Regions from separate parts of the Homo sapiens genome. Here region 2 is linked to region 1. A link is an interaction called in ENCODE POLR2A ChIA-PET data of the cell type or tissue named here. Cell type or tissue: PC-9. All regions are shown on one strand. Each heading gives the region's core, and the rest is flanking DNA. Links, peaks and the distances in the headings are about the cores only. Region 1 has its middle 67 kb from the start of MIR4522. Region 2 holds the start of LOC124903960 (a long non-coding RNA gene).

Region 1 (5,380 bases), core at 290-5,289:
CACCATGTTGCCCAGGCTAGTCTTGAATTCCTGGGCTCAAACGATCTGCCCATCTAGGCTTCCTAAAGTGTTGGGATTACAGGTGTGAGCCACGGAACCCAGCCCATGCTCCGTTTATATAGAGTTCAAAATAGGCAAGGCTATTCTCTAGTTTCCAGGGTGGGGGTGCAGATAATACTTTAGTTTTTTTTTTTTAATCTGGATCATGTTTATATAGAGTTATTCATTTTGCAAAAATCTATTGTGCTGTGTACTTAATAATTGGTGTAGCTTTCTGTATGTATATACTTCATTAAAATTTTTACTTGAAAAAGTCCTGTTGGAATTTTGAATCATCTTGCATAAATTTATAGATGAATTTGGGAGCGAATTAATATCTTAGAATTGTTAAGGTCATCTTATCCATGAACATGTTGCTAACATTTTAAGAGAGATATTTGTCATGAGGGGTATTGGTCTGTAACTTTTTGGTTTGGGATTGTTTCTTTCTTTTCTTTTTCCTTGCAAAGTCTTTGTCTGAATTTAATAACAGTATAATGTTGGCCTCATAGAATGAGTTGGGGAGTGTTAACTCCTCTTCAATTTTCTGAAAGAGTTTGTGCAGAATTGGTATTAGTTATTCCTTAAATGTGATGGAATTCACCAGAGAAGCTACCTGGGCCTGAAGTTTTCTCTGTGGGAAGGATTTTGAACTTCAGATTCTATTTCTTTTTTCTTTTTTTTTTTTTTTGAGACGGAGTCTTGCTGTCGCCCAGGCTGGAGTGCAGTGGCACAATCTCGGCTCACTGCAGGCTCCGCCCCCCGGGGTTCACACCATTCTCCTGCCTCAGCCTCCTGAGTAGCTGGGACTACAGGCGCCCGCTACCTCGCCTGGCTAATTTTTTGTATTTTTAGTAGAGACGGGGTTTCACTGTGTTAGCCAGGATGGTCTCGATCTCCTGACCTCGTGATCCGCCCGCCTCGGCCTCCCAAAGTGCTGGGATTACAGGCGTGAGCCACCGCGCCTGGCCAATTGTCTATTTCTTTAATAGATACAAGACTACTCAGATTATCTATTTTTTTCTTTTCCTTTTTTTTTTTTTTTTTTTTTTTTTTTGAGACAGAGTTTTGCTCTGTCTCCTAGGCTGGACTGCAGTGGCACGATCTCTGCTCACCACAACCTCCACCTCCCAGGTTCAAGCAATTCTCCTGCCTCAGCCGTTCAAGTATCTGGGATTACGGGCACCCGCCACCATGCCCAACTAATTTTTTTTTTTATTTTTAGTAGAGACAGGGTTTCACCATGTTGGTCAGGCTGGTCTCGAATTCCTGACCTCAGGTGATCCACTTGCCTTGGCCTCCCAGAGTACTGGGATTACTTCCAGTCCTGCAAGCTCCATTAAGGGTAAATGCCGTATACAGGTGTACCATTTTACAGGCATAAGCCACCATGCCTGGCCATCTATTTCTTGTTGAATGAGTTTTGGTAGTTTGTCTTTCAAAAAATTTGTCCTTTTCATCTAAGTTGTCATATAAGTTTCCCTAAGGCCAGGGGTGGTGGCTCACATCTGTAATCCCAGCCCACTGAGGGGCTGATGGGAGATTGCCTGAGGTTTGGAGTTTGAGACCAGCCTGAGCAACATTGCAAGACCCTGTCTCTACAAAAACAATTTTTTAAATTAGCTGGTTGTTGTCGTACATGCCTGTAGTCCCAGCTACTCAGGGGTCTGGGGTAGGAGGATCGCTTGAGTCTAGGAGTTTGAGGCTGCAGTGAGCTCTGATCATGCCACTGCATTATATGCTTGGGTGACAGAGTGAGATCCTATCTCAAAAAAAATTGTCATAAAATTGTTCATAAAATTCCCTTATCATCCTCTAATATCTGAGAGCCCGTGGGGATGTTGGCTGTCTCATTCCTGATATTGCTAATTTTTATCCTCCCTTTCTTTCCTGATTAGTGTGGCTAGAAGTTTTCAATCTTATTGATCTTCTCAAAGAAAGAGCTTTTTGTTCCACTGAATTTTTTTCTATTATTTTTCTGTTTTCTAGTGTGTTGATTTCCACTCTAATCTTTGCTATTTCCTTTCTTCTGATTACTTTAGATTTAATTTACTCTTCTTTTTTGTTTAAGAATCTTAAGGTGGAAGCTGAGAACATTGACATGAAAAAAATAGATCAATGGACTCAAACAGAGTCCAGAAATAGACCTGCACTTACATGGACAACTGGTTTTTATTAAAAGTGCAAAGACAACTCAGTGGAGAAAGGACAGTCTTTTAAATAAACGGTACTAGAATAACTGGATATCCATAGGCAAAACAATAGATTTTGATTCTTATCTCATAAAATATTCAAAAATTAATTCAGATGTATCACAGACCTAAAGGTAAAACCTAAAACATGAACATTTCTAGAAGAAAATCTTTGTGACCTTGTATTAGGCAATGATTTCTTAGCTACACCAAAAGCATAATCCATAAAAGGAGAAATTGATAAACTGGACTTTAGCAAAATTAAGAATCTCTGCTCTTTGAAACATCTTGGTAAGACAATAAAAAGACAGCCCAGAGACTGAAGTAAATATTTGCAAATCATATACTTAATAAAGGACTTGTATCCAGAATATACTCAGCACTCTCAAAACTCAATAATAAGAAGCAACTCAACTTTTTTAGATGGGCAAAATATTTGAATAGATATTTCACCAAAGAAGGCATGTAGATGGCAAATAAGTGCAGTCATGTGCCACTTAGCAACAGAGATATGTTCTGAGAAATGTATTGTCAGATGATTCTATCATTGTGCAGACATCGTAGAGTGTACTATACAAATCTAGACGGTATAACCTACTATACACCTAGGATATGTGGGATAGCCTATTGGATAGGCTACAAACTTGTACAGCATGTTACTGTCCTGAATATTTTAGGCAATTGTAACACAACGGGAAGTATTTGTGCATCTAAACATAGAGGTGGCATAGTAAAAATATGTATAAAACAGAAAATGGTACACCTGGATAGGGCATTTACCGTTAATGGAGCTTGCAGGACTGGAAGTTGCTCTGAGTGAGTCAGTGAGTGAGGGTGAGTCACTGTGAAGGCCTAGGACATTACTGTAACTACTGTTTACTTTGTAAACACTGTACACTTAGGCTACACTAAATTTATTTTTAAAATATTTTTCTTTCTTCAATAATAAATTAACCTTAGCTTATTGTAACTTTTTAATTTCATAAACTTTTTGATATTTTAAAACTTCTGACTCTTTAATAACACTTAATGTATAACACACATTGTATAGCTGCACAGAACAATTTTTTCTTCATATCCTTATTCTATAAGCATTTTTCTATTAAAAAGTTTTTGTTTTTTTTTTACTTTTTAAACTTTTTTGTCCCAAACTAAGACACAAACACACACATTAGCCTGGGCCTACAAATCATCAGGATCATCAATATCACTAATATCACTGTCTTCCACCTCCACGTCTTGTCCCACTGGGAGATCTTCGGGGGAAATAACATGCATGGAGCTGTCTTCTCCTGTGTTAACAATCCCTTCTTCTGGAATACCTCCTGAAAGACCCAGCCATTCCACTCCTGAGTATTTATCCAAGAGATATGAAAGTATAAGTCAATATAAAGACTTGGATATGAATATTCATGTCAGCTTTATTTGTATTAGTTCAAAACTGGAGACAACCTAAATGTGCATCAATGGGTGAATGAGTAAACAAATTATGGTACATACAAACCATGGAATAACACTACTTGGCAATAAAGAGGAATACATTACTGATACACACAACCCCAGGGATGAACCTCAAAATAATTATGCTGAGTTAAAGAAGCCAGACAATAAAATTGCTGGATAATTCTATTTATATAAAATTCTAGTAATGAAAATTAATCTATAGTGACAAAAAATGGTTAATGGCTGCTTGGGAATGGGAAAGGGTTCAGGGAGAGGTGAGAGGAAAGGGTTGCAAAAAGACATGAGAAAAGTTTTGGGAATGATGGATATATGTTCACCATGGATATATGTTCACCATTTTTAGGGGTGGTGATTGCACAGGTGTATACATATGTCAAAACCTAAATTGTTCACTTTAAAATGTACTATCAATTGTAGGTCAGGTACACTTCAATAAAGCCAGGCACAGTGGCTCATGCCTGTAAGCCCGGCACTTTGGGAGGCTGAGGTGGGCAGATTGCTGGAGCTCAGAAGCTCAAGGCAGCCTGGGCCACATGGTAAAACCCCATCTCTACCAAAAATACAAAAATTAGCCAAGTGTGGTGGTGTGAACCTGTAGTCCTGGCTACTTGGAAGGCTGAGGTGGGAGGATTGCTTGACCCTGAGAGGCGGAGGTTGCAGTAAGCTAAGATTACGCCACTGCACCCCAGCTTGGGTGACAGAGTGAGACCCTGTCACAGAAAAAAAAGAAAAAGAAAAAGAAAAAAGGCATGTCTTTCATTATCTGAGTCTTTTAAAACATCCTTTAAAGGAGTTTTATATTTTTCCTCATAAAGATTTTGTGCAGTTGTGTTAGGTTAATTCCAGGATACACAATAATTTCTGGTGCTACTGTGATGTATCTTAATTCATATTTTCTCACTACTTATTGTATTAGTAGTATCAGTTATGTCACTTATGTATGGCTGCATAATAAACCACTCCCTAAACTCAGCGAATAAATACAACCATGTTGTTACTTACGAACCCAGGGGTCAGAGTTTCAGGCAGCGCTCCACAGGAAGTGCTCCACATGACATCAGTGGGGTGACTGGACTGTCTTAGAGGCTTCCAGATGGCTTCATTCACATGTCTGAGGGCCTGATGGTGGGCAGGAGAGCAAAGGCACATTGCAAAGGGATGGATCCAGAGAGGCATGATTCACTGGAGACAGTTTTTAATATTTTACCTTAATGAGGAGGAACACTGTATTGGTTAGATTTATGTGTCAGCTTGACTGGGCCATGGGGTGCCTAGGTATTTGGTCACACATTATTCTAGGTGTTTCTGTGAGGCTGTTTTTTGGATGAGCTTAACATTTAAATTGTAGACTGATGCAAGCAGATTGCCCTCTATAATGTGGATGGGCCTCATCCAATCAGTTGAAGGCCTGACCAGAAGAAAAGGCTGACCATCCGCCGAGTAGAATTCTCCTGCCTGATGGCTTTTGAAATGAGTCATTGGCTCTTCCTGGTTCTACAGGAGCTTTCTGACTTCACACTTAAACTGGGATATTGACTCAGACTTGGACAGATTTGGATTTGCCAGCCTCCATAATCACATAAGACAATTCCTTCTAATAAATCCTTTATTATTTCTTATAATAAATGAATGAATGAATGTATCCTACTAATTCTGTTTCTTGAGAGACCCCTGACTAATACAGC
Region 2 (5,380 bases), core at 297-5,296, 330 kb before region 1:
CTTTCACTTTATCTCCTTTGTTTCATTTTACCCCCTACAATAAACACATCTCTTCTAATAAAACCAATGGTTCATTTGAGAAGATGAAAACGTTCCAGTGGTGACAGTCACAAAACAGTGTGAAAGTATTTAATGTCATTGAACTGTAAACTTAGAAATGATTAAAATGGTAAATTACGTTATACGTATTTCACCACAGTTTTAAAAAATAAAAATAATAAAATCAAAACAAAGCAGAGCGAATAACTCACCAGGCTCCCTGGGGAAATAACTGATTCTAGAAGTGGGGTTAGTAAAAAACAGAGGGGGCTGAAGCATACTGTAGTGTCAGAAAGCAAAGGAAGTGCTACACACGGAAGTGCTACACACACACACACACACACACACACGCCAAACAAAACTGAAGGATGGGCAATGTCACAGAGTGCAGGAACAAACCTGCAAGAACTCCCAATGGCCAAAGCTGGAAGAACTTGAGAAACAAAATAAATCATGTAGTATTGGATTAGAACCCAATGTGTAAAAGAAAAAGACATGAGCCTATACTGATATAAATGACTGAATGAATAAATAAACGGAGGAGAAAAGACAACTCTTTCCTACAGAAAAGTTCCAAATAATCTGTGTAGATACACCCCCAGAGGAGATGGAGCTTAACCCACCTACCCCTCATACCCCCCAATCCTAAGGGAGGGCTCACTTCCAAAAAACAAAGTAGTGTCAACGTCATGAAATTAAGGGAAGACTGAGAAACTGTCACAGAGCAGAGGAAACTGGGGAGACATGATAAATCAAAATAATGTAAACCATGCGGTGCCCTGGATTGATCCCAGAAAAGAGAGAGGACAGTAAAGGAAAAACTGGTCAAACCTACATAGTCTGGAGTTGCGTTCATTGTAATATACCAGTGTCATTTCCTCAGTTTTGACAAAGGCACTGTGGTCACGACAACGTTAATGATGGGGAAACTGGGTGAGGGGTACATACGAGAACTCTCTGTACATCCCTGCAACTTTTCTGTAAATCTAAAATTATTCCGAAATAAAAAGTTTATTTAAGAAAATAAACAATGGTTTAGAACAGTGGTCCCCAACCTTTTTGGCACCAGGAACTGGTTTCATGGAAGATAATTTTTCCAGGGACAGGGAGCGGGGGATGGTTTCCAGAGGATTAAAGTGCATTACATTTATCATGCACTTTATTCTATTACATTGTAATATATAATGAAATAATTATACAACTCACCATAATGTAGAATCAGTGAGAGCCCTGAGCTTGTTTTCCTGCAACTAGACAGTCCAATCTGGGGGTGATGGGAGACAGTGACAGATCATCAGGCATTAGATTCTCACAAGGAGCACATAACCTAGATCCCTCGCGTGTGCAGTTCACAACAGGGTTTGTGCTCCTGTGAGAATCTAATGCTGCTGCTGATCTGACAGCTGGCGGAACTCAGGCGGTAATGCGAGCAATGGGGAGCAACTGTAAACACGTTCCTCCTGCTGTGTGGCCCAGTTCCTAAGAGGCCAAGTGGACCGGTACCTGTCAGTGGCCTGGGGGATGGGTCCCCTGTTTTAGATGACAACCCACGTATGCCTAGCGTTCCATTGTTGGAATGCTAAGCACATGGGAGTTATTTATATCCTACTGCTCAAGGTCATTGCCAAGGTCTGACCGCAAAAATTCAAAAAACTGCAACCTCTGGCATAAATGGGTTAAGAAGTCAAAAGATTCTCTGACAGACGTGGGTTTTTAATGCATGACAGACATGGGTTTGGAACTCTGGCTTCTGAATACTGCACCTATTTTTGATGGGCAGAACTTACAGAGCCAATTCCCACTGAAAGCACACAGAATCCATCAGGGCCAGGGTAGGGGTCAGGGGCAGCAGTGGGTATCGAGTCAGAGTCCGAAGAACTGTCTGGGTTAAGAAACAGAATAAAATAGACCCACACCCCTGGGGCCAGCCCTTGCAGCTGAAGCCCTGGAGAGCTGCTCTAACTCAGGGTTCCCCCATCACTAGGCTTCCACACATGTACAAGGAGAAACTCTCAGAGGTAGAACTGAACCAAGGTAGCCCTCTCCCCAGTCTGTAGGAGCTGAAGCTGGGTTTACTAAAGGAAATAGCCTTTTCTTTCTGGGCTTTAGAATACTCTGGCTATAGCCCAGGAACTGACATGAGATTTGGGAGGAAGAAAAAGAGAAATCTTGAGAAGGGGTTTCTGGAGAGTCTGGGGAAGATGGAATGACAGCAGCTAATGGTTCCTTGTGGTTCTTAAAGCCCAGGAAGAAAGCTGCCAGGCCCAGGTACCTCCAGCAGGCTCCTGCAGCCCAGTCTGCCCTCCTGCTCCCCATCCACTCCAGCCTCACTTCCTCCTGGCCCTGCTGGTGAGGACACCCTTGGTACCAACTGGGGGGACGGAAGGAGGACACTTGGCCCAGCTCTGTCAGGCTGGTGTGCCGCCCTCTCTGTCCTAAGCTCTGGGCTGACTCCCGCTATCTCTCTTGATTCAGAAAACTGCCTCTAGTCAGCCATTCCCAGCCTTCCTTCACTCCCCAGGAGGCTGTTGAGAGCTGCCGTATGTGCAGGCCTCTCTAGCTGCCTCTGCTGGGTCTGGCTCTCACCTGGGATTAACAGCAGCTGAGGGTAAGAGAGAGGTGGGAAATTGTTAATTTTTCCTCCTCCACCCCCGCACTTGACTTTCACAACTGCCTGTGCCAGCAAGCAGCACATGGGTTATTCCCATTTCACAAGAGGAGGAGACTGAAGCTTTGGAAGGTGAAAGGGCTTGGCCAGGTGCCTGAATCCAGGCATTCCAAGAAGAAGGAGAGAGAAGTGGTTGAGACGGAGGACTCACAGTCAGGTGTGGAGGGGCACCCGGCTCTACTCCTCTGTGGCTCTAGGACCCTGGTGAGTTTCTATACCCACTGAGTGCTAGCTTCCTCAACTGTGAGGTGGGGAAAATGGTCTCTATTAAGTAGGGTGTTGGGATAATTAAACAACACATCAGTGTACCCATCATGACACGCCAGATGTGCTATGTGTCAACTTTGAGGCAAAAGAACCCAGAGGCTCTCAGGGGCCCCAGGACCCCACTGTGGCCACCAGTGCAGCTCAATAACCAGATAGCAGAGGCCTCCCAGGAAAGGGCTGCTCAGGCTCCTGGCAGCACAAACCCTTCATGAATGAAAAGGACGTTGGCATGGGAAGAGGGGAGTGCTACTGCATCTAAGAAATCTTTGGGTCACTTGCCCTAGCCTTCCTGGAGAGGGCCATCTCCCCTGGGGGCACCAACTCTCCCAGGGCTCATGGCAGGTGACTCATGGAGGTGACTCATGGCAGCAGGCATAGCTGGGAAGGGGGTTCTTTGGGGCTATGATCCCTACACTGGCCTCTCTTGCAGGACTTAACTGAAAGCCAGAGCTAAGAGTAACCTGTGTCACCACCCACTTGGGGCCAAACCCTGGGCTATTGGAGACATCCACCATGTCATGATGAAATCTACTTATTCAGTAAATAAATAGGTATTTATTTTTATATCTGTCGCAACCAAGCAACTGCCATATTGGGCCCGACACTCAATGGGGATTTTGTGGCAAACAAACCCAAACAGCAAGGCCGTGTCTCATGGTGCTCGCATCCCAGGGGGAGCAGACAGACCACAGACAACAAATCGGTTAGGTCACTCCAGAAAGTGGTCAGTGTCATTGAGAAAATAAACTCAGGTGCGCAGGCGAGAATGATGGGCAGGGGATGATCTTTAGATCACATCACCAGGGACGACTGCCTGGAGGCGGTGACAACACTCAACACCAGAAAAATATTCAAGGGATGAGTCATGGGCAGAGCACTCCAGGGAAGTGGGGAGCAAGTGCAAAGGTTAGAGTCTACCGAGCAAAGGAGAAGGTGAGCAAACAGAGGCGAGAGAGGCCAGATCAAGGAAGGCATCTGGCGTTTATCCTGAAGGAAACAGGAAGCACTGAAAAAGGATGGGATCCAAGTCACCTTTCTAGGTGAGCACCCTGGCTGCTGGGTGGAAAATGGAATGCAAGGGGCGAGGTGCCACTGCAGAGATTCTGCAGGAGGTGACAGCGGCCTGGACCGTGGTGCTGGAGGCAGGGAGGGAGAGAGGCAGGCGGGTCTGCAGTGTGCCTTGGGGGAGAGCCACAGGGCCTTGCCCACACAGGTAAGAGCAAGGGAAGAAGTTATAGCACATTTTAATTTGGACTAGCCATGTTCTAAATGCTTGATAATCATGAGGCTTGTGACTACCTTACAGGACAGTCCAGATAGAAATTTTTAAAAGATTTCCATATTGGGGAGAGGAAGGAAAAAAAAAAAGACCTTAATGATCATAGATTTTCTGAGTGTTAGGAGTATGTATGTGATTTCTTTCCTTCTCTGTTTCCAAAGTATCTATATATAATGAATTCATGCTACTTTTTACACAGCAGCAAAAGCCAATATTTTCAATTTTAGGATAGAAGTAGGGGATTTATGAGATCTGACTGGGTGAACCATGCCTGCCAAGTAGGACTAATCCGCACTCCATGAGAGCTGACCTGCACCCCTGGCACCTGGCACAGTACACACTCCGAGTATGCTGGTTGGTTAGTTGGCTGGCTGGCAGGTGGGTAGGCTGCACAGACAGGAAGAGAGAACAATGGAAGGAAGACAGCATATTGTAGCAGTCAGAAGATTAAACTAAATTCTGACTCTTATTTCCAAATTCCAAGCTATCATTTACTAGCTGTGTGATTTTAAACAACTTACTTAACCATTCTGTGCTTTAATTTCCTCGAGTATAAAATGGCAACAATGATAGTAATTTCCTTATAGGAGTTCATGAGAAGTGAGATTATCTATCTTACAAAACACAGAAACATTTAACACAGTGTCTGCCACACAGCCAATGCTTCCAGATACGTTGGCTGTTGTAAGTATGATGAACAAATCAATGCCCAGCGTGGGGCTGCCCTAGTTCATCAGGCAATAGCATCCAGGGCACTTGTTGGAGCCACATGTACCCTGGATCCCTCCTGGCGCTGCTGTCCCTCCCCATCCTCCTTCTCAAGACTAGAGAGCATCAACCCTTAGTCTTAGCCACGGGGAAGCTAGCCCTCGGGTTTGTGTGTGTTCCCTCTGCTTGGCCCCTCATGCCTATCCCTATGCTGAGAACCAGCTTGCATACCTGCACCACCTCCGGCCTCACGTTGAAAGTGTACAGCCAGTCGCTGAAGCGGGGGTAGCTGTTGAGCTCTGGGGTCCTCTCACCGGGAGCCACGCTCAGCTTGCACTGCCTCTGCTTACAAATGTAACGGACCAGCTTCGCCTGCAGAAAGTCCAAAAAAGAAAAGCCTGTGTTCATCTGCAGCCCAA

Evidence for each region. ChIA-PET counts read pairs that join two places held together with the same protein. Peaks named below come from ENCODE experiments on the same cell type or tissue, not always from the same donor. Only the 100,000 strongest peaks of a DNase experiment are listed, where the experiment ranks them.
Region 2: POLR2A ChIA-PET joins it to region 1 with 5 read pairs; 2 of 35 experiments call an interaction of 5 or more read pairs at or near these places.

Annotation. Positions count from the first base shown.
Region 1 is chr17:27,224,484-27,229,863 of GRCh38, reverse strand. No RefSeq gene overlaps it. Among named protein-coding and RNA genes, the nearest start is that of MIR4522, 67 kb to the left of the region's middle. In PC-9, for the core only: no CTCF peak of the experiment used is centred there; a DNase peak (open chromatin) is centred at 3,033.
Region 2 is chr17:27,550,521-27,555,900 of GRCh38, reverse strand. It overlaps KSR1 (kinase suppressor of ras 1), which reads right to left. Exons shown (of 21, transcript NM_001394583.1): 2 at 5,193-5,333. It overlaps LOC124903960 (a long non-coding RNA gene), which reads left to right and starts at 3,814. Exons shown (of 2, transcript XR_007065680.1): 1 at 3,814-4,014. In PC-9, for the core only: a CTCF peak has its summit at 2,882; DNase peaks (open chromatin) are centred at 2,740, 3,350 and 3,910; H3K4me3 peaks cover 291 bases; H3K27ac peaks cover 3,398 bases.